Linked DNA regions of Mus musculus: region 1 is linked to region 2. A link is a loop called in an ENCODE intact Hi-C map of the cell type or tissue named here. Cell type or tissue: left cerebral cortex. All regions are shown on one strand. Each heading gives the region's core, and the rest is flanking DNA. Links, peaks and the distances in the headings are about the cores only. Region 1 holds the start of Lmo7 (LIM domain only 7). Region 2 overlaps Tbc1d4 (TBC1 domain family, member 4).

Evidence for each region. Hi-C counts contacts between places; a loop is a spot of excess contacts. Peaks named below come from ENCODE experiments on the same cell type or tissue, not always from the same donor. Only the 100,000 strongest peaks of a DNase experiment are listed, where the experiment ranks them.
Region 1: a loop joins it to region 2, with 2.2 times the contacts of the local background. A loop is called at or near these places in 1 of 42 quality-filtered maps.

What each region holds. Positions count from the first base shown.
Region 1 is chr14:101,723,917-101,734,157 of GRCm38, reverse strand. Lmo7 (LIM domain only 7) reads right to left here and starts at 4,230. Exons shown (of 31, transcript NM_201529.2): 1 at 3,933-4,230. The coding sequence starts at 4,001. It overlaps Gm9922 (predicted gene 9922), which reads left to right and starts at 4,430. Exons shown (of 2, transcript NR_168926.1): 1 at 4,430-4,646; 2 at 4,769-6,558. In left cerebral cortex, for the core only: a CTCF peak has its summit at 4,434; a DNase peak (open chromatin) is centred at 4,319; H3K4me3 peaks cover 1,535 bases.
Region 2 is chr14:101,512,314-101,522,554 of GRCm38, reverse strand. All of the region lies in intron 1 of Tbc1d4 (TBC1 domain family, member 4), which reads left to right. Among named protein-coding and RNA genes, the nearest start is that of Tbc1d4, 92 kb to the left of the region's middle. In left cerebral cortex, for the core only: a CTCF peak has its summit at 5,028; DNase peaks (open chromatin) are centred at 5,063, 5,534 and 5,834.

The sequences.
Region 1 (10,241 bases), core at 724-8,723, 210 kb before region 2:
AGTGATACTGAAAGACTCAAACCCAGAGATAGCAGGAAGGGGGTGGGGGAGGAGCAGGGCAAGGAAGCAGCGAATCAAGTGAGCCATAAACACAGCTCTGCCTAAGTGGCATACCTAGAGAGCAAAAAGAACTCACAGCCTGGAAACCAGTGATCAAGCTGTGAACTGCACCCCTGGTGTTTAATCTCATCAGTACTTTATCTGTTTAAGTTAAGGGTTTGTCCCTAAGCAGACAGAGGAAACTATTAGGTATAGGAAATTAAAAGGCACAGCAGAAGCGAACTAAAATTAGTGAGTCTAGGCTGTGTTTTCAACCACTCCATCATCTACTCTATGACCTTGCTAGGAGGGCTTTGCCTGCAAACCACTGCTCACGCTGTTTTAAACCAATGTTTAATCATAAACTAGCCCTGCTACATTATTAATATTCCAAACCACATTTCCACCTAGATAATCATCTGATGTCATTCTGTCGCAATATCTAGAAGGGATCCAGTTCCACATTTGTTTTCACTGCAGAATTAATTCCCGAGTGGACAAACCTGCTTAGTGTCTTCATTTTTTTTTCTTAAGAATCGAAGTATAATTTCAAATGAAGCAAAAGAGAAACCAGTAGAGTGACAAGAGTCATCACATCCCACTTGCTCCATACATCCCCTCAAAATAAACTTTAACTACATCAATTTTTTGTGTGAAGAATAGCACGTTATGCATTTGCCGTCACTGGTGAGAAATGGGAAGCTCAGACTGACATGAAGTCCGGTCATCATTTAAAGTTGTACAAGGTTATTGGAGTTTCTGGACCTTGGGAGACTCAAAACTGCAGCTGAAGGGGTGAGGCAGGTAGCTCAGTGGATGAGCACCTATGTCATACGTGAGGTGGCTATGTTTAGTCCCCCGCCACACCACAGTAGAAAAATATAGTTCCCTATAAAACTTTAGGTGACGATTTAGACAGCAGGCTATCTTCTCTGCAATACTACAGGTTATGGCACATGTACATACCTAAACACGTGAGATAAATGAATCAGAAGCCATGTAGAGAAAACTCACAGAAAGAACAAAGAAGAGAAGATTAACAAACAAGAGAACTGTATGATACTATCTCATTCATGGTCCAAAATGCTTCAGAAAATACCTTGAAATTAACACTTTATCTTCAAACTAAGGGTCCTCTTGAAAGCAATGGGCTGTGTGGCAATGAAAGTCAGACATTCTGCTCTTTGGACAAAGGAATGTCTTTAATATGTGTGTGCTTTAGTCGAAAAAACAAAACAAACACAAACAAAAACCCTAACAAGAGAACCAACTAGCATGACTTCAAATGCCCAGGGTCCTCCTAAAGAATAGATGATAAAATTTTTAAATAAGAACATGAGGCCAGGCATGATACTGAACACCTTCAGTGCCAGCACTCTAGAACCAGAACAGGTAATCTCCAAGAGTTCAAAGCCAGCCTGGTCTACATAACGAGTTCCAGGATATCCAAGCCTCCCATGTCTGGAAATAAATAAGTGAATAAATAAACAAATATGAATACAAAACCCATTCAAATATCTTCAAGAACATTTAACAGTAGTCCAACTAGTGTGAGGAGTAAAAAAAATTAATTTTAATTTCTGTAACTATATTAAAGGAATCTGACAGTAGCTTTAGAAACTCTGTACTCTCTGTAAATAAGGAACATACCAAGTTGTCAAAGCACTGCTGCTAAGCCTTTCCACAGGCTGGGACTGAGGGAGAAGATGCACACACATAATGATTATCTTTCAGACCATCACACTTGCAAGGAGGTCATAGTATGCAAATTGTTCGCAGAACTTTTACACAACTGTAAGCGTGCTAAGATACACAAATAGTATTGACTTTCTTAAGATCCAGATACTAACCCCTGGGTAAGAAAAGAACGCTATGCACAGTTTCAGAAACAAGTATAAGTCTTGCAACACCACCTATAAACTGTGAATGACCCCAAATTGCCAATACCACCCAGACTCAGGGGGTGTGAATGGAAATGGCCCCTTCCCCCTTCCATCCCATACACTCATATGAAAAAAGTGAATGGTGACTTCAGCTTGCTTTCTGAAACCATGCAGCGCAAACACCACTGATGGAAAATTACAGGTAAAGCCTTGATTTTTCCAGGTTTATGAAGGAGCAAAGTTATTTTTTCTCTTAACTCCATTGCTGGGATTTTTCCACTCTCATTTCAATTCTGAATGCAGTGTTTGTAACTTCTCCCAGCCTTCCATACCCTTCCTCCCATCTCTCCAAGTCACCTTGGCACAGCTCAAAGTTTCAGCCTTTAAAGACACCAAAAGCTACCATCTGAGACACTTCTACCATCTAGAAAGTGAGGTCACTCATATCTCCTGCCCTCTTACTATACAGAAGTATAACATTTAACATTTATTTTTTTTCCTCATAAGTACATGATATTTTTAAAATGTGTATGTGTGTGTGAGTGTTTGTAGGTGTGTATGTGTGTATGTATGTGTATGTGTTTGTAGGTATATATATATGTGTGTGTGTGTGTGTATGAGCGTGTGTGAGTATGTGTGTGTTTGTAGGTATGTATGTATGTGAGTGTGTATGTGTGTATTTGTAGGTATGTATATGTGTGTGTGTGTGTGTTTGTAGGTATGTATGTGTGTGTGTGTGAGTGTTTGTAGGTATGTGTGAGTATGTATGTGTGTGTGTGTGTGTGTGAGCATTTGTAGGTATGTATGTGTGTGTGTGTGTGAGCATTTGTAGGTATGTATGTGTGTGTGTTTGTAGGTATGTATGTGTGTGTATGTGTGTGTGTGTGTGTTTGTAGGTATGTATGTGGATGTAGATTCCGATGGGGGTTGGGGTATATACTTGGAAGCCACCATTTTGGCTAAGTCACACTGAATACTTCTGCCTCAGCAGCCCTGCCTGTCCTGGAGTTGCAATGGCTTTTTTCCACGGGTGCTAGAGACCCAAAAGCAGGTCCTCAAGCTAGTGGGACCCTACATGTATTTCTTTAAAACATAAAATAAAATGACTTTTAAAGAACTAGCTTCCCCTATATTCTTAGTAGCCTAATTTGAATTTTTAGGTAGATTGAGGGGCTGCAGGCGTGATTCAGGAGTAGCCGCTCTTATCTAGCATGTCCCAGGCCCTGAATTAAATTCCCTAGCTGTTGGATAAAACAGCATGTGGCACCACTAACTCCAAAATGACGTCAGGGTTGGTGTGGGCAACAATTTTATAACCATCAGTTATTCTGAGTCCCACTTTGGGAAGGATTCTTTTGACCCATCCGGAAAGTCACCTCATAAGTCTAGAGTTGTAACTCGGTACTAGAGCCCAGGTGTGGGGTGCCTTGAGTTCATTCACAAGCACAACCCACCTAGGTGGTCAGCAACGGAATAAAACAGGCTAGTCCGAAGGCGACCATGTAGAGACTATCTCTCCTTCGTGACAATAAAAGGAACAGAAGATCTTGTCTGTGAGGCACAGCTGGAAGAATAACAAGCCGTCTGTAAAGGAGCTTAGGATATTTTAGTTTCTCAACTGGAGAGGAAGAGAGCGGGAGAGGGAAGGATGGCAGCCCCCCAACTCTCTAGGCTCACACCCCGTGCTGAATACACTGGCTACCCAGGTGCGTGATAAGCAACTGCATCCCGAAGAAATGCGCCCGAGGTCCCCAGCCTAGCTCTGTGCCCCGCTTTTTGGGAAGTGCGATACCCAAACCTGGTGGACAAGCGCTGGGAGATCTGCAAGAAAGTCTGAGGAGGGCTAGGCATCAGAAGACTAGAGAGGGAAATTTTGCACTGTACCCAAAACTGCCTCTTTACTCAGCCTAGGTCACCGGACGGACGTAAGCTCAGATTGGTGGGAAACCCAAGAAGACTCAGGCACGGAAAGTGTAAATTCATCTGTAAAGAACTGGAAAAGACACTCACCTCCACCCATCTCTGAGCCTCTGCGAATGCAACAGAGCAATCGGCCTCGGCGTCCTCCATCCCTTCCATGTCTAGGGCAAGAGAGGGAGAGGAGCAGCTCAGTGGGTGCGCGCCGGGACCCAGAGCTCCCACGCCACGCGTCCCCCGCCCTTTGTAGCGACGTGCAGTTTGAGTTCAGGAACCTAGAAGAATTTGCAGGAGTTGCTTTCTCCAAACTCTAGAAATCGGCTCAAGTTCAGCCTGACTGGAGCAGGAGGAGGTGAAGAGGCAACTGGAAGCGGTGTGCAGAAGGAGCCGGGACTCCTGGGAACTTCAAAAGTCGCAAGCGCTGTCACCGCCCTCGACAGTAGCCCCGCCCCGGCCCACCCCCTACGGGCCGGTCCCAGCTTCCGTCCTTGCCCCTCGCCAGGGTCCTTGCAGCCACCTCTCTGGTCAGAATTATCTGGGCGGGGAGATGCGCCCCAGCCGGCATCCTTCCCGCCTCTACCCGCCTTCCCAGTCCCGGGCTCTCTCGGGAGGCGGCGCCCCTTCTGCCTGCGGCCTGACATACCAGGAATAGCTGCACACAATTGCACCTTTCCGGGCCAAGAAACTTCCCCCGCGGGGACGCGGAGCCACCAGGCCTCCACGCCACTACCCTCCGGCTCCACGGAGCTCGCTGACCGGTCCCAGATGCTGCGCGGTCCCCGCTACTGCCCCGGCTTCCGGCCGCAGGTGAGGGTACCGGCCTGGGCACTGGCGGCTGGTCCCCTAGTCTGGGCTGGCGTCGCTCCTCCCCCGATCGCAGGTGGGTCCGTGGGGAAGACCTGTGGCTTCATTTCCCCTCTCGCCTCAAGGGTACGGTGAACCGAAGGAACTTGGCTTTTCTCCCACCTCTCCTGCCTGCTTGGCCCAGTTCTGGACATTGGCCCGCCCTCCCCCGGAGAATCAAAACCTGTACCCTTCGTGGTGTGGCAAAGGTGACTGGTTATTCAGAGTGAGCAGAGAGTTTGAGTAAGTGCTCGGGGCCTGGCCAGCAAAGTGCACAGGTGGTCCAATGCCCCGCGATCTCTCCAAGGAAACTCTGGGGACTCTCTGGGCTCCAACCAGGGTACTTGACCTATGGAAGAAGATAAGATCAGCCCTTCTTTTCTGGAGGAGACGCAACATTTCATTCTTTTTTTCTTTTCTTTTTTTTTTCTTTTTTTTCTTTGTGTGTGTGTGTGTGTGTGTGTGTGATTAAAGAAATTTTCAAACGTATGGCAGAGAATCTTGTCTACGGAAACAGCCTAGCTTCTGTTTAATGATCATTAGCACTTGGGCTTATCTCACTATAGAGAGGTTTAAAGTAGGATACATTTCAGCTCTAAATATCCCAGGATACAGTTCATCTTTAACGAACACTATCCTGCAATATCATAGACCATTTTCACATGTAACTAAATAAAGCCAATAAAATTGCTAATCAACCGGGCTCGGATTTCCCTAGGATGCCAAAGCGTCCTTTGCAGCTGACTTACCTAGACCTCGAGGCAATCAGAGAATCTGCATTCCGTTTGATTGCGGATTTTTTACCCTAGAAGGGCCTCCTCCTCAAGCCCCTTCTTCCTTTTTTGGAATGGCATCGTGTGTTGAAAGAAACAAGTTGCCTTCTGGATTTGTCTTATGGCTTCTTTGTGGTGTCTTCACCACATTTCTCTCCCAGTACTTCCTGCCTCCTGGAAGTTAGATCTAAAGGCTGGGTTGGAACCCACTTGCTCTTGTGAATGAAGACCATCTGGATTGGGGTGATGGTTTCTGTTTATCCCGAAGCCTTATTTTTTTTTTTTTTTAATTGGCCTGCTGTAATCACTGGGTCTGCTTAGAAGAGCTGGCTGACAAACTTCAGGGATTATTCTTGCTATGGCAGGAGGCCACTGACTGGACCATCCCTCTCTGCCTGCTGCCTACACTCTTATTAGGCCAAACCCTAGAGGAGAGTGGGATGGTTAAAGAAAACAGGAAGATGTTTCTCTCCTTTTCTCTATCACAAAACTGCTGTCTTTGGCAAACATGAAGTAAAAACTTAATATAACGCGAAATGGTTTTATTTAAGGGAGCGAGGGAAGGGTTGATGTTTTGAGGCAAGCCCTCATTAGTGTAGGCTATAATGGCCTGGAATTCATGCCAATCCCCATACCTTGGTTGGCCAGTCCAGTGCTGAAATTACAAGTGTGAGCTACCACCCTGATAAAGACACAAAATATCATACTGAAATACATAGAATACCAGAGCTTCAGTATTGCCAGTGCAGCGGGACAGGAAGTTCTTAGGATTCCTATATAAGCACATGCTATCTGAAATGCCTCCTGTGGTCACAAGTGGTTTGAACAAGAAATGCCCACCCTAGACACAAGTATGTGAACACTTGGTCCCCAGCTGTTTGGAGGGGCTATAGAACCTTTAGGAAGTGCAGGCTTGCTGGAGAAGTATGTCGCTGGGAGCTGGGTTTGGGTGTTTACAGCTTCACCTTGCTTCCAGCTTGTGCTCTCTCTCTCTCTCTCTCTCTCTCTCTCTCTCTCTGTCTCTCTGTCTTCTGGGTGTGGTTAAAAAGCCTCCCTAGCTGTTATGGACCCTGAGGCAAAATAAACTATCATGAGTTGCTTTAGTCATGGTGTTTTCTCACAGGAAAATAAGCAACTAATACATTGCTGCAGAGCCCAATGTTTCACTCTGCAGGCAGCTGCCCAGGATGAGAAGTGCACAGGCCTGGGACCCAGAACAACTTAGGTTATCAGATACCAGATCTCCAGTTTCATCGTCTGAGAAGTGTGGAGACAGTAACATCTCAAAAGGATCATTTTATTTTTTTAATTTAATTTATTTATTTATTTGGCTTTTGGAGTCAGGGTTTCTCTGTGTAATACTGGCTGTCCTGGAATTCACTGTGTAGACCAGGCTGGCCTCAAACTCAGAAATCTGCCTACCTCTGCCTCCCAAGTGCTGAGATTAAAGGTGTGCACCACCACTGCCCAGTGAAAGGATTGTTTTATAAAACAATTAAATATGATGGTATTTGTAAAAGCCCATGAGTATACATACCACAAAAGAGGTATTCTTTTCTTTTGGGCACACTGTGTGTGTGTGAGCGCACATGCGCGCACACGAGCACACGTATCTGCTTTCACATACAGAATTTTCCTACTGAGTGGGGATGCCATTTTACTTGTTCAAATGAAGATATTGCAAGAAGTATAGAACCATGAAAATGGTTTAAAGTCAACTTGGCCACCAGCCACGGCTCATCTTAAGGAGTTAAGGCAGCAGGTTGACGACTCAGAACACCTAAGCATAATTCTTTGCTTCATTATTTCATGGAAATTAAATATCTGGGACCAGTGAGATGGCTCAGCAGGAAAAGATGCTTGATGCCAAGGCTGACTACCTGAATTTGATCTGGAAGCTCATATGGCAGAAGAAAAAAACAGATTCCTGTAAGTTGTCCTCTGACCTTTATACATGTGCTGAAATACATGTGTGTGCATGCACACACACACACACACACAAATACAAACATAATAAAAAAGTTAAGCATCCTGCATACATATGGTGCACAGCCATACACTCAGGTCAGGCACACAAAACAAGATGAGATGTTTAAATAGTTTAAAAAGTTAAGCATCAGAAAATGTGTTGTCCAAGAAAAGTTAGGGTACTTTTCAATATTTAGAAAACATAGAGGAGAGCTTGTGGCTCATACCTTTAGTCACAGCACTCAGGAGGCTGATGACGGAGGGCAGGAAGCCCCAGGCCAACCTGGGCTACAGAAAAAATTAAGTAAACAAGCAATATAGTTGCACTGTTTTCTATGCATTAGCAATGGGATGCAATGTTCATTTAATTGGTGAAATGAGGGCCACAATCTTTCTAGAAACTCATTTTACACACATGGCTAAAAATCCCCATGGTCTATTTAAGGGACTGCATCCTAAAGACAAATACAGACTGAACATCTGCAACGGATGCAGACATGTCCCACCCAAACCTTCTTTTTTAGGAAAACTTGCAGCCCAACACTGGGAAGTATGGTCACACATCAGGATGTGTGACGCTTCCAGCTGTCACACATCCTAGGTTGGCCTCTACCGCAGAAGCAGCCTCACCTGGGGCCATGCTTTCTCAGAGCAGCTGTCTCCTCTACTGACTGAATTCAGACAGAAAACCTCGGCTGTCCGTTTTCAGCCTTGTGACGGACAAGGCTAGTTGGTCTTCTCCAGTGGATCCTGGGGTTGATTGATTTACTCATCTTGTGTAAGCTTCTATGTAGCTTCCCCTACCCATGGAATCACACTCCTTTCACCAGCTCTGATTCCTGCTCCTGTCTTGCACCATAAAATAATCACAATTTGCTCCACTCTCTAGAGAAATCAAAATCAACTGTGAGAACCTTTGTGTGACTGGTTTCAAAGTCAGAATCCCAAAGAAATCAAGACCTCCCCTAATTGAGGAGGTAGAATAGATAGAAGTTCCTCCCTGGAGTTAGATACCATGCCATCATTAAAAAAAAACATAAGATAGTCAATGACACAGAAAGAGGCTTAAAATATACTACAAAGAGCAAGATATAGGTGAGTGCCCCTGGGTTTCACCTACTTGAGAGAATAGAGCAGGAGGATTATTTGAGCCAGAAATAGCAGACCAGACTGGACAACTTAGTAAGCCCCTATTACAAATATATAAATTCATTAAATATATTTCTAGGAGGAAAAATACTATATATATATATATATATATATTTTCCCTTAATGCAGCATCTTAAATCAGGAATATATTTTTGAGGCAGAATATCTTGTAGCCCAGACTATCCTTAAACTTTCTCTGTAGCAAAGGCTGGACTTGAACTCCTGATTTTTGTCTTAGTTTTTCACATTGCAGGGTTACAATTGTGTGCCATCAAGACCAGCTAACTGTTAATATTTTTGAAATTAATGAATGTTACTACATAGTAAACAAGGGGGGGGCTTAACAATGTCTATTACTAGTAGCCCTGGCTATCCTGAAACTCATTTTGAAGAACAGGCTGGCCTCAGACTCAGAGATCCACCTGTCTCTGCCTCACAAGTGCTGGGATTAAAGATGTGCACCACCATACCTAGGTCCCCATCCCCACCCCACCCCACCCCTGTACATTAGTTTTGTAAGTGAGAAAACTTGTATGACACAAATGTTTTCAAACTTGACTTTGCATCTCATGCCACAAACTTCAATTTCCTCCTCCTTCTCTGTGATGGTGGACGGTACAGAGCTCACAATTTGTGGCATGATGCTGCACTGCATCTCTCCTCTGCAAGTCTGCCCCATTCCGAGTTCCATCAATCTTCTTTTCCTTGTTTTTCCAGTGGACTCTGTCCTTCCCACCGTTGCTACTTCTTTCATTCAGTTCCTCAGCATTCTGCTAGATTTCAGAAATAGTCTAACATTGCTAAAATATAGGTCTCACATAGTTCTACCCCACTATCCCCATCAATTAAATAACCATGTATTTTTTTGTTTTCTCGGAGCTTCTTTTCTTCTTTAACTGTACATTTTATATTTCCTTTTGCTTCATCGTCTCCTTTCCATTGTAGATCTGCATTAAGAGTTATTACCAATAAGCATGCAACATAGTCAACGTTAGGCTGACTTGAAATCTACTCTGTCAAAAGAAAAATGAATCTATCACTTTTTACTTTAGTCTCAGTCAGATTCTTAGATCAAGGGCAGAAAGCAACCAAATTTCTTGCCAAATTATCACAAAGTTGACCTCTAGTGCAATTGGACTGTTGAAATCCTTGCTTCCTTTTCCTGCTAAGCAGGACCTCCACAGGCTGCATAGCTCTCAGCACTGTCTTCTAAGGTAGGATGGCTCATCAATCCCAGTTTCTAGCATTCAACTGCTTTTCTAGTCTAAAGGTCCAAAGTCTGCCATGAAAAATAAATAATACATGGTAAAAGTCTGTCTGATCAATACCCCACTCCTGGTTCAGACTTCTACATTAGATTACTTTTCTATTATGGTAATAAAGCACCATGACCAATATAATGTAACTTACAAAACAAAGCATTTAATTGGGCCTACAGTTTCAGAGGGCTACGTCCATGAAGGTGGAACAAAGACGTGGCAGGAGGAACAGTGGAGAGATCAAGTGTCAAACGGTAAGCAGCAGGTCAAGAGCACAATGGAAGTTGCTCCAGTCCTTTAAAACCTCAAAGCTGCCTCGGAGTGACCTACCTCTTTCAGCTTGAACACACCTCTCAATCCTTCCCGAGCAATTCTGCCAACTGAGGACCAAGTATTGAGATTCGAGCCCA
Region 2 (10,241 bases), core at 736-8,735:
CAGACATCTGGCAGATCAGGTATTTACATCATGATTCATTAACACTAGCAAATGCACGGTTATGAAGTATCAGGAAAAAAAATTATGGCTGGGCTCACCACAACATGAGGAACTGTTTTAAAACATTGCAGCATGATGAAGGTTGCAGTAGTAGTGGTGGAAAGGTGAATGTGATGGTTTGTATATGCTCGGCCCAGGGAGTGGCACTATGAGAAGGTGTGGCCCTGTTGGAGTAGGTGTGGCCTTGTTGGAGTAGGTGTGTCACTGTGGACGTGGGCTTAAGACCCTCATTATAGCTGCCTGGAAGTCAATATTCTGCTAGCAGCCTTCAGATGAAGATGTAGAACTCTCAGCTCCTCCTGTACCAAGCCTGTCTGGATGCTGCCATGTTCCTGCCTTGACGATAATGGACTGAACCTGTGAACCTGTAAGCCAGCCCCAATAAAATGTTGTCCTTTATAAGACTTGCCTTGGTCATGGTGTCTGTTTCCAGCAGTAAATCCCTAACTAAAACATTGGAATTTAAAAATACAGCCCAGTATCTTTTTGCTTTGTTTTGTGACCCACTGACTTTAACCAGGACAGCGGGCATTGTGATGGCTTTAGAACTATTTCCTGAAACCTGGTGGGTCCACCAGTGGGTACAATCTGAAGATAATGATTCTCCCTCCCCCAGAGTACATCAGTAGCCAGCCGCTCATCAGGAAGGGATAGGATCCTATGAGCCTAATCTGGAATTTTTTTTTTTTGAAGTGCCTGGTAAATCTGTCTTTACACATTTCTGTACCTTTGGTCTGATTTCTTTCTTTTTAGTGTTATTACGTAGTTTCATCTTTGCTTTCCATTCATCACTAGCTTTTTTGGTTGAGGAGTGCTGACTGACGGCAGTTCATCATTGGCAGTTATGACAAGAGCACAAGTTGTTCCTGACGCCTCTTCTCCCTTCTTTGGAGATAGAATTTTAACTTGGTACATTGCCATCTAGAGCCAGGACTATTATTCTTAGCTATTCTTTTGCCTAGAAGTTCCTGTTGATCTGGCCAATGAGGTGTAAGTAGATCTATTGTGCTCCATTTCCTTAAGAAGCTTGACTTAAGAGAATGTCCATGGTATGGGTGCATGTGTGTGTATTTCAGTGCATATGTATACACATGTATATGTGTGCATATGTGTGTGAGCATGTGTGTATCCATGCATGCATATGCATGTGTGTGTGAGCGTGTGAGTGTGTAAGGCACTGATACTCCTCTTTTTTCCCCCTTTTTTCATTTGTTTCTTTATGTCCTGTAGTCTAGAGTATAGTTGCCACTATTTAAGATCAAATAATTAGAGTCCCCAAGATAACCAAGCAAAATAAAAGAAACATGATCTTTAGTGTTTAAGGACTATAAGTAATACCAAACAGCCCTAAGCCTTTAACTATTTTTAAAAAGTATTATTTTATTTTAAAATTTATTTGTGGTGGTGGTGGTGGTGGTGGTGGTGGTGGTGTGTGTGTGTGTGTGTGTGTGTGTGTGTGTGTGTGTGTGCATGCGCCTGGGCTTCACATGGAGATGGAGGGAAGGGCATTCGGTGTCCACTCTTTATTACTCTCTGCCTTTTCACTTAAGGAATAGCCCCTCCTTGAACCTAGGGACCATGCCCCCATGCCCCTGAACCTAGGGACCATGCCCCCATGCCCCTGAACCTAGGGACCATGCCCCCATGCCCCTGAACCTAGGGACCATGCCCCCATGCCCCTGAACCTAGGGACCATGCCCCCATGCCCCTGAACCTAGGGACCATGCCCCCATGCCCCTGAACCTAGGGACCATGCCTAGTCCCCACTGCAAGGCAGAAGCTTATGTAATCCTGTTTCTGACCCTACTTGGAACTGGGGTTAGGTGATTGCGAGGACGCTCTCCTTGTTATGTGGGTCCTGTATCTGCTCTCTGCTCCTCCCAGGATGGAGGGGAAAACACTCTCACCTCCTAAGTCGCCCTCCCGGCCTAGCCCCGTCCTCCTCAGCTGACTTTTATCCGAGAGGAACATTGGGTTAGTGTAGTGTAATCATTTATTGCTTTCAGTTTTAATCATGATTGATGAAACCGATCCTGATGATTGATTTCTGCGGGTTCTATGAAACAGTAATAGTTTCTTAGTGGATTTATCAACGTGTATTCTCACAAACTAGTACTATTAGCTACAACTCTGAGGCAAGAGTGGAAACCAACATTTAAAGGAATCCTGGAGAGGCCCAGGATTATAGGAGGCCAGGAGCTCACCAGCTACCCTGACATCAAGGGTGTCATTATCCTCCACTCAGGGACTTGACCTGACAAAAACTTCACTTCCTTTTTCCCTTCAATTTCTCTTTTCTTCTTGGTTTCATTTCCTGCTACTGCAGACTAACTCTGTCCTGGGAGAACATATGGACACCTGTGGTACCCAGCTAACGTAATGGCTGGGGGCCATCAGTGAAAAATGACTGCATGTCATCTTCCACTGTGGTAATGTTAGGGTACATCTAAAGCAGACCTGGTGGGACTGAATGAAACCTGTCCAAACCTGTCACCAGAGTGGCTTCTTGTGCGCCTTTGTGGGGGTAGATTTGGATTGGAGACGGTACAAGAATCGACAGCACCAAGTTTGATCTACATTGTAGTGGATGCTATTTAGACGTTACAGTCGTGTCTACCACAGCTAAATCCCTCACGGATATTTTTCAGAGTTGTTCACACATAGACATAGAAACCCTCGCTTGCTTTGAGTTTGGTTTCGGGTGTGAAGTCTCTCAGAGCATATTCATCTTCAATAAACATCTCTTCTTTGAGAAGGCTGATGAAATTGAATTTTGCCCACAGGATCACAGCGTGCACACTCATTATTAGTGACCATTGAACAGATTTTATTCATTTCTTCTATCTTAAATCATGTTGGTTGCAATGCTAACACCAAAACACTAGCTTCATTAAACCTAGTACCAGAGATATTAAGAAGATGTTCAGGTATTCTTTACCCCCCCCCCCCATGTGTGTGTGTGTGTGTATGTGACTGTGTGTGTGTGTTCAGGTGTGGATGCTAGGATAGCCTACCTAGCATTCACCACACGCCTTTCTCTCTGTGTGTGTGTGTGTGTGTGTGTGCATGCTTGAATGTGTGTGGATGTCACGATAACCTAGCTGGCTAATGAGCCCCTGGCACCTGCCTGTCTCAGTCTCACCACTGCTGAAATTACAGGCAGGCACCTCCATCCCTGGCATTTGACTGACTTCTGGGGACCTGAACTTGGGCTCTCTTGCAAACACCACTCACTGAGCCATTTCCCCAAGGCTTCTATATTCTTACAAATATGATAGTGTTACAAGTCAGTTTAAATTTCTGAGGAGAAACTGAAGGACTTAGAAATCCATAGCCAAATGTGTGGTATTTATACAGTTCCATAAGTAGAAATATCTACTTGAGGTCTTTGATTACACTGCTACAGAACATATTAGGAGTTCTGCTGAATGGGAGAAGCAACCTGCCAAGAGAGCACAAGGTAGGCTGGGGCCTCTTGTGGCTGGGAGGTGCACTCTTTCAGGTGTCTCTCAAAGCAGTTTCAGAGATCACAGAGGTAGAGGCTTATTGCTTGCGACAGTGTGTATTGCATTTATTAATTTGATGCCAGATCTGTAAAGCACATATAAGCATGTTATTTCTGGAAAAGCCCTTTACGGTACCAAGCTGGTTTGTTGTTTTCTACCACCAAAGGTGACAGGAGGAATCATGTCCTTTGAGCCTCCTAATGGTTAGATTCTCTTCAGTGGAGTGGGAAGAGGAGGTGGCTTTGTGCTTTCTAATGAACACTGAGGAACCCCTCCACTCTGCTGCTATGAGAGCCGACTCTATGTTTTCTGGTTAGAGCTTCCCTGGGTGATTGATGTTGACTGTGCTCCCAGATCTGAACGTGTACTGACAGCCCCAAAGGCAACCTCGCTGGAAGCCATCGCACTATTCATTTTTAACATACTGGCGATAACAGTATCAGTCACACTTCACCTCGACCCCTGTTTTTCAGAGGAGTGAAGTTCTACTGTAAGGGTCAAGGACAGGGTCATACCGAGCTCCAGTCTTAATTGGGACCGTGGAGAACGCAGCAGTCTTCTCTGACCCACGGAATGTGCCCTCGTGGGTCAGAGAGTCATCTGGCTGCTCGTGGCTGCCCTCCCTGCCCGCCTATTTTTGGAGACAAGGCAATTGTGTGTTTTCACGTTATCTTTCAGTGATATGGAGTTAGGATCGTTTTTTTGTTTGTTTGTTTGTTTTTGTTTCTGTTTTTTGTTTTTCGTCTTGGAAGAAGAGGAGCCCGTGCACCTTTATAGATTAAAGATATTGTATGCAAGCAACTGAAATCTCTGGAGAAGAGGGCTTTACAATGTGAAAGATCTGTTGTGCTGTTATGAATGTCTGAAGCAATGTGGCACGCCAGGACAGAAATAGGTTTCTGAGAAATGTGTGGTGTGTTTGTTTCCTGATACCATTACAACTCTATCTACTGATCTCAGCGAACTTGGGGTGTCCAGATTCTCTCTGGCTCAGCACTTGCCCCCTGGCCCCCATTCCGTTGCACAATCACGGCTTGCCTAAAGCCTCCACTCCTCTTGAGTTCAGACATTTTATGAGTTGAAATTTATTAACTGTCCCCTCCGTCGCTTTGTTTAGAAGGCTCTATATTTTCATATACCCTGATAAAATGCCAAGACATATTTTCTTACTATGTTTATTATGCTCTCTGTGAACATATTTAACAGGTTCAAGTCTATTAAATCCTGACTTTACGATAATTTTTTTATTCAAAGTAACCTTTCTTTTTATTAACTTGCTAATTGGTTTGGCACACTTGTTTAATTATTCAAATTTACAATGATTTGCTTCTAAGTGGTTGATTTTATATCTAAAACGGTCTAAAATAAGAGCAGTGGTAATGACATTTTACAAACTATTTTTTTCAGTATTATTCTTTTGCAGTTGTATTACGGTAGTCCAGGTGAAAACACTCCCCCTCGTGGTCATTACAGTAAATGCGGGCACTAAGCATTAAGTACATTTTCTGATCAATAGAATCAACTAATAGATTGGTTCACTGTGTTTTGTATTGGTTGCAGGGACTTGCAGCATTCAGAACCATGAATTTCACAATGCCATGATAGATAATAGTAATTCACAGTGTTTCATAGTCCTGTACGCTGTGTTGCTACAGTTAGAAAACAGATGGACTTTTCTGAGTGCATAAGAAGTTTCACTCTCATGAGTCAATGACTTTGCCTTTTGAAAATTGTATCTATATCAGAAAAGAAATAAAAAATTATTTTTCATAAGCGACACAAGTAAGATGCAAAATGTTCTCTCTTACCGTGTAAGTATACACAGACTTACTGCAAAATGCATTTGTGATGTTAATCTTCACTGTTCTCCCAACTGGATTTGGAGTTACCTAGCAGACACACCCCTGGGCCTGTCTGTGGGCGTGTCTCCAAGAGATTTAACTGAGGAGCGAAGGCCTGCTCTGAATATGGGTGGTACCTTCCCAGGGGCTGCAATTCCAGAACAAAGGAGAAAGCAAGCAGAGGAAAATTCGGCTTGTTTTTTCTTGTTTCTTGCTGACTTCAGGTACAATGGGGCTAGCTACCTCCTGCTTCTTCCTTCCCTGATTGACTACATCCCTTCAAACTATGAGCTAAAATAAACTCTTCCTTAAGTTGTATAAGTAGATAATTTGTCATGGCAACAAGAAAGGGAACCAATACAATACGTCTTAGAATAGCTCCCTGTAGGCTTAGGGTTTTTTAAATCCCACTTTTAAGAAGGGTTTTAAAACACTTCAATCTCCCGCCCTCCAAATACCATGTGAGTCTGCCTCAGCAAAATGCAGTGTGAGTCTTGTTCAGCAAAAGACCATGTGAGTCTGCATCGCATTACAACCAGAAACTTCCACTTTAGTCCCCAGCCACAGCCTATGCTGGGAGCGTAGTTTATTTCTATGCCTTCATGTAGGTGCCGACTCCAGCTTTCTATTTGCCAATGACCAGATCTTACCCAAGATATTTAAGCTCTCTAGTAAAACCTTCCATTAACTTGTAATTGCTTCCGTGACATCTCAGAAAGAGTGACCTTAAGATATCAAGACAAGTTTGCCTTGCAAGTTGGCCTGTAATCACTTTGAATTAAATTCAATGTCTCACCTTCAGTGCCGTGCTGAATCTTCCTCCCTGTCCTCAGCTCTGCTCATGAGCTGCCTTGTGATTTACAGAGGAGCTTGCGGGAGTGGAAGGAGGAAGTCTGCTACCCACAGCGCCATGCCTGCCCACAGCGCCACGCCTGCCCACAGCGCCATGCCTGCCCACAGCGCCATGCCTGCCCACAGCAGCACTTTGCAGCCCCTGCCTCACTCGCTGAACTATTCCCACCTCCGTTGTGTTGTCTCTTCCCTTTTGCCCACGTACAGACATTGTTCCTGCGGCTTTCTTCATCAGAAGCCATCATTTGAATACTTTTATTTGTAACGTTTTCCTTAGGTTTATTTTATTGTTTTGTGTGTGTGTGTGTGTGTGTGTGTGTGTGTGTATATTATTAGTGTTTGGCCAGCATGTTTGTCTCTGCACCAAGTGTGTGCCCGATGCATGGCGAGCTTCAGGTCCCTTGGAACTGGAGTTACAGATGGTTGTGAGCTGCGATACAAGTGCTGGGAATGGAAGTTGTGTCCTCTGGAAGAGCAGCAAGCAACAGCTGAGCCAAGTCCTCAGAGCCAGTCTGTCCCTGTTGCTTCAGGCTTTGTTCCTGAATTTGTCTACCCTAGTATGGCTTTTGCCTGCTGCCTACACAATGTGTGTATGTGTGTGTGTGTGTGTGTGTGTGTGTGTGTGTGTGTGTGTGTGTGAGAGAGATGAAAACCACCAATGACCCCAAGCATATTGGTTATTCCGCTTTTTCTGGCCTCAGGGTCTTCTCTGATGCTTCTATTCCTGGTTCTTGATGCAGTTCCCTTTGTTCACATGTCTTCAGTCTTCCTCACTTGGATTGGTATGCACTTGGAGTCATGGGAGGGGGCTGGGCTGGGGAATTTTCTGTCTGTTTCTCTCTGATACGTGTGCAACACCTTTTTCCTTTTAAACTGTGTCACAGAGTAGAGGTCAGGGGACAGCCGTGGGCATCAGTTCTCTTGTTCACTGCAGAGTATGTCAGGCTAGCTGGCCTTGGAGTATTGGGGCAGCTTATCTCCACTTCCCATCTCATGGGGTCTTAGGATGACGTATGTGTACTCCCCTGGATGACTTGGCTTCTGGGGTTCTAAATTTAAGCTCTCATTCTTACACAGCAAGCCCCCTACCCACTGAGCCATCTCTCCAGCCCCTGTACAAAGTCTCTTGATGAAAACCATCTAATCTTACAGCTTTAAAGGCCATCTGTAGGATAACAGTGTCATGTTTTCTATGCCAGCCATCCTCTCTCTTCTGAGGGATATAGATTCAGCTGCCAGCTGATACTGTGAGACGAGAAATTTATAACCCAACCCAAGCTCTGGATTTCTTCAGCTGCACCTCCCAGCCTGTTGTATCCCTAGTTACTCTCAAGCACGAAGTTATCCTGACATCTCTGCATCCTGCTCCCCGCCTGAGGACACCCCCAAACCCACACTGTATCTTTAAAACAATGTGCAGCTGCCCCCTGCTGCTCGACACCTCCCTGTTGGTTGCTCCTGGGTGTGCTTACCCTGGGTTGCCAGAGCTACCAGTCTTCTCTGCATTAACCAAGGGGTCCTTTGAAAACATAAATCTTGTCATGACTCCATTCAACCATTCAACAATAAGAATAAAAGCTGAAGTCCTTTCAAGGCTCGCGTGATGTCAGTCTCCATGTCCCCACAATTTCCTCAGTTCATAATCCTTGCTCATTCATCCATCCCAGCCACAAGGGCTTCCTGCAGTTCCCTGGACAGCCCAGGCAAGTCTGTGGCTCAGAGCCTTGAACTTGGTGGTCTCTCTGTTGGGAACAAGCCTCCCCAGATATCTGCGGGACCAGGTCCTCACTGGCTTGACATTTACGCTGTGTCTTACAGAGCATCCTTTTTCGAGAACGGTGAAGAGTCTTATTCCAATTTCTTCTTGGACATTTTCACTCTCTAACACCCTCAGTATTTTACTCATCTTGCGCATAGAATTTCTTCTCCTCCTCGTGTCTCTCAGTTCCCCCTGTTCCCCGAAGGCCAGAATGTTTATATTGACATGGCCTCTTTCAGGTTCTTATATAGCACAGAGCAGAATGATATTTTAGCTTTAATTAAAAACATTATTGGCTAGTTTACCGTCCCACCTCATTCCGCCACATTTGCACACGTCATTCACATTTTCCTTTGAGCTTACGTGTGAGAGAAGTACTGTGATGTACGCTTTCCAGATGGAAAACTGAAGACAGATGGAGACCCTTCTGGAGGCAGAAGTCAGTATTGTCGTGGGGCTGTCACTGAGGACAAAGTTCATGCTCTGTGCTTTTTTTTTTTTTTTTTTAAACCATTCCATGCAATGGATTTCATCTGTTTTCAAACAATGGTTTATTTGTGACAGGGAATCTGATGACTTTTTCCTTCTAACTTCTTATCACCCATCTCTGCTCTATTATCATCCCTCCGTCATTGAGCACCCCCGCTTCTAAGGGGATTCTACTCTAATCAAATCATCAGATTCCCCAAGATTTCCTTGAGTGCCCCTTGAGTATGGTATATGCTTCTGCAGTTCAAAGTGGTCTTAGGCTAAGAAGATCTGTCTGGGGTCTGGAGAGCTGGCTCGGCAGTTAAGGGCTCTTGCAGATGACCAGAGCTTGTTTCCCCAGTGTGTCCATCAGGCTGCTCACAATCACCTGTATCTACAGCACTAAGGGCTCTGATGCCCCTTCCTGGCCACTGTGGTCACTCACATACACGTGTACACGCGCACATGCACAGACACACACAAACACTCACAAACAGGTAAGTGTTCAGTGCTACGAACAGTAAGACAGACTCGGGGGAAGACCTTGGTATGACGGTTACACAGATCTGCTCCATGGTATCATATCAGGAGAATAGAGGCAAGAGAAAAGCTGTGCTTTCACGAGGGGTTGGAGCGAAGTAGCTGAGGATTGCTAAGAACTCTAAAGCCCAGGCTAAGAGGAAACCATTTTGGCTTACAGCCCGGAGATCAAAACTAAAGCTGCTCCTAGGAGTCTGGTTCAAGTCACAGAGCGACTCTGCTTTCTTTGGCCCCGGATCCTCTCGTTTAATCTCTTTATCTTCTTTATTGCTTTAACTTTTGATGTAAGAAGTTTGTTTTGTAACAAGATGGGGTAGGCCAGAGACTTCTCAAAGGCACCGAGAGCTTTGCGATTCTTTGATTTTAACATCATATTACTCTAGTCTCTTTTGACTCTGCACCCACCCAGAGTTAAACTTTATCTTACCGTAGAACATTTCCTTTGAAATAATACCTTAGGGTTTTAAGGCAAATTCAAAGAATCTAGAGGTATTGTGGGAAAAATTTAAAAGTGAGGCCATACGTCATACGTGACAGCATATCCCTGTAGTCCCACCTACATCGAGGCTGAGGGTAATGGATTGTAGGAGCTTCAGAATTTAAGATCAGCCTGGCTGCATGGGGAGATATCATCTACAAATCTTCTTCTTCTTCTTCTTCTTCTTCTTCTTCTTCTTCTTCTTCTTCTTCTTCTTCTTCTTCCCCTTCCCCTTCCCCTTCCCCTTCTTCCCCTTCCCCTTCTTCCCCTTCCCCTTTGTTCCCCTTCCCCTCCCTTCTCCCTCTTCCCCTCCCCTCCCCCTCCCCCTTCTCCTCTTTCATTTAAAGCGTGTTCATGTGGAGTTTGCATGCATTAGTGGTAGTGCCTGCAGAGGTTAGAAAGGGCATCAGGGCACCAGGGCCTCCTGGAGCTGGAGTTGCAGGAGGCCATGTGACATGCTGCGTACATGCTGGGAACTGAACTTCAGTCCTCTGGGGCAGCAGAGGTATTCCTTACACTCAGCCATCTCTCCCACCCTTGTGGTCTTGCCTCTTAAGCAGAGCAGGATTACAAAGAGCTACCCTCCTCTGAGGCAGTGTCCTCAACCTTCCTGATGCCGTGGCCTTTAAACACAGTTCCTCCTGTTACTGGGACCCGACTATAAATCTATTTTGTTACTACTTCATCTACTGTTATGAATTGTAATGTAAATATCTGATATGCAGGAGATCTGGTAT